Regions from separate parts of the Homo sapiens genome. Here region 2 is linked to region 1. Evidence: read pairs that join two places in POLR2A ChIA-PET (ENCODE). Cell type or tissue: HepG2. All regions are shown on one strand. Each heading gives the region's core, and the rest is flanking DNA. Links, peaks and the distances in the headings are about the cores only.

Region 1 (2,921 bases), core at 215-2,714:
CACAGGGATGGTGATACCACAGATATAGTGAACTTTGATGAATAGCCACTATGGTCCATTTTGTTAGTGAAACAACTGAAAAGCCCAGAGAAAGGTTCAAGTGATGTAAGCTCGTGAGTTTTGAGATCCACGAAAGGAAGAAAATCAGAAATAGTAAAGAATAAGATTTTTCCAGTTGAACTATGTATGTACAAATGAGAATGTTTAAACCTTAAGAAAAAAAAACAAATTTTCCTGCTATTAGATATTATCTCTACATTCTAATTAACTTTTTATCTCTTCAAATAAATGGGAACATGGGACGCTTAGCTTACTTTGCATTGCACATCCAGTCAATGGCTTGTGGTTCAAAAAGTCCTGAAATCTGTTTAACATTAAAGAGTGGGGGGCCAGGCACGGTGGCTCATGCCTGTAATCCCAGCACTTTGGGAGGCTGAGGCGGGCAGATCACGAGGACAAGAGTTCTAGACCAGCCTGGCCAATATGGTGAAATCCTGTCTCTACTAAAAATACAAAAATTAACTGGGCGTGGTGGTAGGTGCCTATAGACCCAGCTACTCGGGAGGCTGAGGCAGAAGAGCTGCTTGAACCCGGGAGGCAGAGGTTGCAGTGAACGGAGATTGTGCCGCTGCACTCCAGCCTGGGCAACAGAGTGAGACTCCGTCTCAAAAAAAAAAAAAAAAAAAAAAAAAAAGAGTGCGGATGGCAGTCTTATTAACTGGATTTGTACTTTCTTTACTAGTCACAAAATACTCTTTGTGGAATAGATATCTACAGGCAGAAATTTTGCAAAAACGTTTCAAAGCTTAGCAATTTACATAATTAGTTTTCAACTCTCAATTCCATACAGAGTCTCCTAAGAGGAAAATTACAAATGCCACGTGGTTAGGGTTTCAACATTCTGAACACTGGTATTTTCTCCATATAGCATACAGGAAAGAGTAAATAGTTGTTCTCTACAAATCTCAGGCAGCACAGTCACTTCTGGGAGGCTGGGAGTGTAACGCTGCACATCGTTGCCTGATGTGCATGCCAAGTCAATATGCTGAGACCCTGGGCTGCAGCAGAGAAAGAAGTTTAATCGTAGTAGGGCCACCGAACAGAGATAGAGGAAACCGCAAATCTATCTGCCTGAGGAGTTTGGGGCTAGCGTTTTTAGGGGTTTTGGAGTGGGTTGAAGTGTACAGATTGAACGGTCAACGAATGCAGGGTAAAGCCATAGGACAGGGAAATGAAGAAACTATTCTTAGGCTGATTCGGTTCTTCTGTGAGGGTCTTTAAACTGGATGGCCTCAGCTGTTAAATTGGAATTCAGGATCTACTTAAACAATTCTTAAACAAAAGCCTCATGATTCTAACACCAGAGATCCAATCTAAGGCCAGAAATACTATCTATAGGAACAACCAGGATGCAAATGGTCAGTATCCAGTGTTATGTGACTTTCAGTTACAAGGAAGTGGGTCAAAGCACAGACTGAATAATGCTTAATTATAGCTATATTTCTGTCTAGAATTCTTTTTAACCCTGTGAACATGGCTTCAGCAGGAAACAATATTGTAAAGAAAAAAATGGGGTTGGGGGGTAAATTTTTTCCAGTAGTACTCAGCCAAGTTGCTGTTACTTTTCACTTAAATCCAGGATGGGATGAAAAGTGCTCCCATCTACCAAGAGCAACTTCAAGAAGAAAAGAGAAATATGTAACATGTGTCAGTCAAGAAAGATCAAAGTGCGTGACCATTTGCAGTCACGAAACCTGGCTGGTCAAGGTGACTAAGTGGCCGGCACAGGAACTATCAGTCAACTAATCACTGTGGAGTGAATGAGAGTTTAGAGGGAAGAATGTGACTCCCAGAGGGCTGAGAATATGTGTGCAATGGTTATGGTTGGCCAGTGGCGATAAAGCCAAAGTTGTGATGTTATAGTAGGTAGCTAGTCAGGCATGAGCAGGGCAGGAGAGGGTTCCACCTGACCAGGAATGTCAGGTGACCATCAGGTGATGGACAGGAGGTTGTTAAATGTTTCTCTAAAATAGTAATTGGTCACAGCCAGTGAAAGGGAAAGGCAGTCTCCATATAGATAGAAAAAAACCTGCAACTGGTGATCAGCAGCTTCCCAATAAGATCTGAAGAGATGGGTGAGTGAGCTCAAGCATGCACATTAAGAGGCAAAATGGTGGAGTTTAACTGGTATATGACCTTCCTCTAGGAATGCTAGACTGGTAAGGGAAGAATGCCTCAAGTGAGTATGGGCACAACTCCAGTAAGCACACTGCACAGGCTCCTCTCCCAAGCGCTAGCAGGCCACTGCGCATGTGAACAGCCCACCCCAAGGGAAGAATCAGGGGAGAAGGGACACAAGACCCTGGACGTACCAATGTATAAAACCTCAAGTCAAAAGGCCAAACTGCACAATAACCGTTCGAGTCACCAGCTTGGCCCTCTTCCAGGTGCGCGTTCCTTCCTTCTGTTCCTGCTCTAAAACTTTTTAATAAATTTTCACTCCTCTAAAACTTCTCGGTCTCCCTACCTTATGCCCCTCGGCCGAATTCTTTCTTCTGAGGAGGTAAGAATTGAGGTTGCTGCAGATGCATCAGATTCGCTACTGGTAACAGGCACACAGAGGAGTCCTCCCCCTCCGCCCACTGGTCTCCTTTAAGGAGGAAGTGGCTAACGAAAAACTGCATCTCTGACAGCAAATATGGAGCCCAGCAAATAAGACTGTGCTGAGGACAAAGGAGCACCATCACATTAACACCGGAGAGAGAACTCACAGGCATTTTGGGGTCTCAAACATACAGCAGCCTACCGGTAGGATCCAGGAAAGGGAAATGCATCAAGTCAAGACGGTGGGAGGAAGGGAGAAAAAATAAAAACAAATCAAGATATAAGGTAACCCTTTGCTAGATTCTAATTCCTTTAAG
Region 2 (2,921 bases), core at 1-2,500, 55 kb after region 1:
CAGTACTTTATTTCTTCTTATTTCTGAATAATACTGAACATTATATGTTAAGAGAGTTAGAGACATATGTTAAAAGACAAATTAGAACACATTCAGCTGAGAGCCTCAGGTTTTCAAAGTAGCTACAAACTATGTCATAAGGAATAATTGAAGAAATTGGGGGATATTTAATGTAGGAATGAGAAGATATGACTGAAGAGATGTCATAAATCAAAAGGAATAGACTTTTTTAGCTGGCTTCAAGGTGGTGTTGAAACCTGTAGCAAACAAAATTTTGCCTTGCTATGTTGTGAATGGGAGACTTACCATATGGAATTAAGAAGTAAACATGGAGAATGCAGAAGCTGAATAAGGAGACTTTTTCAAGAATCTTAACCATGGAGAGGGGTTGACACATGGGATGGTAGTTGGAGAGGTAGGTTTGGAATTTGTTTCATTTCACTTGTAACTCTTCTCAAATATTATTCAACTGAGAAAAAAGGATTGCTATTGATATGGTTTCACTGTGATCCCAACTAAATCTCAGGTTAAATTGTAATAATCCCCACATGTCAAGGGTGGGACCAGGTGGAGATAATTGAATCATGAGGTCAAATTCCCCCATACTGTTCTCCTGGTAGTGAATAAGTCTCATGAGAGCCAATGGTTTTATAAGTAGGAGTTTTCCTGCATAAGCTTTCTTGCCTGCTGCCATGTAAGACGTGACTTTGCTCCTCCTTTGCCTTCCACCATGATTGTGAGGCCTCCCTAGCCATGCTGAACTGTGAGTCAATTAAACCTCTTTCCTTTATAAATTGCCCAGTCTTGGGTATGTCTTTATTAGCAGCATAAGAACAGACTGATACAGTTATGGGACAAAGGAAAAAATATGGCCACCCTACTTTCTGACCACCACTTCAGACCTTTTCATCTCACCCTCTGTTACGTTATTACCATCAATTCTCCAGTCCCACAGAGACCTTCCATCTACCGACCACATGCCTTTTCTCTTTCTGTCGTGTGCTGCATGTGCTAATGTCTCTCCTTATGCAACTTATATCCCATCTTCCATCAGGACAATTATTCCTTTGCAATATCCTCAAAACACTCCCACCATTGTATTCAACAGGAAAAACTTCAAATCTGGTTAAATCTACTCTGCCTCTGTATGACTATACCTGTTCAGCTGAGCTTGAACAGAGGAAAACACGGTAATCAACAACTCCACATTTCTGTTTGCTCAGGCCAAATACTTGGAGTCATCCTAGATTCTTTCCTTTCCTGCAAGCCTTAGTTATTCAATCTGTTAGGAAATCCTACTAACTTTGTCTTCAAATATAACCAGAACTTGGCCAAATATCGCCATCTTTACTGATAGACACTGGAGATATTTATCAAATATTAAATAACCTGCTTTCTGCTCCCTCTACTTTTACCTTAATCGCTTACTGTTCCCACCTAGCAGCCAGATGCATCCTTTTAAAATGTCAGGGAGAACTATCCATTCACTTTCCATCTCACTTAGAGGAAAATCTCATCTAAAATCCTTATGATGGCATACAAGGACTTACCCTTTTTTTTAACCATGTGCCTCCCCATAGTATTTTCTGCCATTCTCCTTGTTGTCTGGTTCAGCCTCCCTGACCTCCAGACTGTTTGAACTTGCCAAACACACTCCATCATTGGCCTTGGCATTTATGCTCCCCCTGCCTGGAACACTCTTGAGCCAGGTATCTGCTTGACTCACTCCCTTATTTCATCCAAATCTCTGTTCAAATGTAATCTTATCAGAGAGATATCTTTCCTAACTACTCAACAACCACTCTTTATTCCCTTATTACACACTATAATTTCTTTATATCTCTTATCACATAGCATATATATATTTGTGATTATGTGTTTATTACCTGTCTTCCCTCCCTTGAATATAAATTCAAAAGAGCAGAGACTTTGTCTTTCTTGCTTACTGTTTTATGTCCAAGACCTAGAACAGTAAAACCCGCAGTAATTGAATAAAGAGGAGCCTCTGGATCTAAAGTATAAATCTAGCTTTCTAAATCCATTAATTCATTTATTCAACAATATTAACTGAAGACCTATTATAAGCCAGGTGGTGTTCTTAGCACTGGGAATAAGGTGATGAATAAGACAGATTACATTGACGAGGAGATGGTGGCAGTGGTAGGAGGGAGATATTAAATAAATACATAAGTGGATCAATTTAATTGGATAAAATAAAAATAGTTATAAATGCTATGAAAGTAATGAAGCAGTGTTTTACAAGAGAGTGCACCAGTTCAGGTCTTCTGAGAAGCAGACGTCAAGACAGAATTAGACAAACAAGAGATTGGGAGAAGATTCTGTGAAGGATAAGAGAGAGTAGGAGCAGGAGTAGCTGGGGAGCACTTCAAATGTGATGCAGCTCTGACACCTGGACAAGGAGAGAAGGAAAGAGGGAGTTTGGGACAGGTTATGGTGCAGCTTGAAGAAAGTCTTGGCCAACCTGATGAGATCTCTGTCCCACAACCCAGTCCTGAGTAGATATTGTTCATTAGGGAAGTCCCGTACTGGGCGGAAGTGGTGAAGTGGGCTGGGTCTAGTACCCCTATCTTACTCAGTCACAGGCTCAGGGCAGCCTTGGAAGAGAGAGCCTCAGGCCTAAGTGAGAACACTGCAATAGATCTAAAGATGGGGCAGTTGGAGGCTATCAGCCAACTATGCTCCCTTAAAGGGTCATCTGAATGGTGCACCTTCGTGGCCACAACAAGGAGTTACTCTGAGGGAAAGATAGGTACTTTCAACTGAACATTCATGAAGATTACTCTAATGAGGTGACAACGTTTGAGCAGAGAACCAGATGGCTAGAAGGAACCATGTTTGGAGGAAGAAGATTCCAGTGCCTTTCAATGTTGAATACAAGGGCAACAGCCCTAGGGTGGAAT

The links. Peaks named below come from ENCODE experiments on the same cell type or tissue, not always from the same donor. Only the 100,000 strongest peaks of a DNase experiment are listed, where the experiment ranks them.
Region 2: POLR2A ChIA-PET joins it to region 1 with 5 read pairs; 4 of 35 experiments call an interaction of 5 or more read pairs at or near these places.

Annotation. Positions count from the first base shown.
Region 1 is chr7:80,183,797-80,186,717 of GRCh38, reverse strand. The region is part of intron 1 of GNAI1 (G protein subunit alpha i1); the gene reads right to left. Among named protein-coding and RNA genes, the nearest start is that of GNAI1, 50 kb to the right of the region's middle. In HepG2, for the core only: no CTCF peak of the experiment used is centred there; no DNase peak of the experiment used is centred there.
Region 2 is chr7:80,128,771-80,131,691 of GRCh38, reverse strand. No RefSeq gene overlaps it. Among named protein-coding and RNA genes, the nearest start is that of GNAI1, 4.6 kb to the left of the region's middle. In HepG2, for the core only: no CTCF peak of the experiment used is centred there; a DNase peak (open chromatin) is centred at 1,171.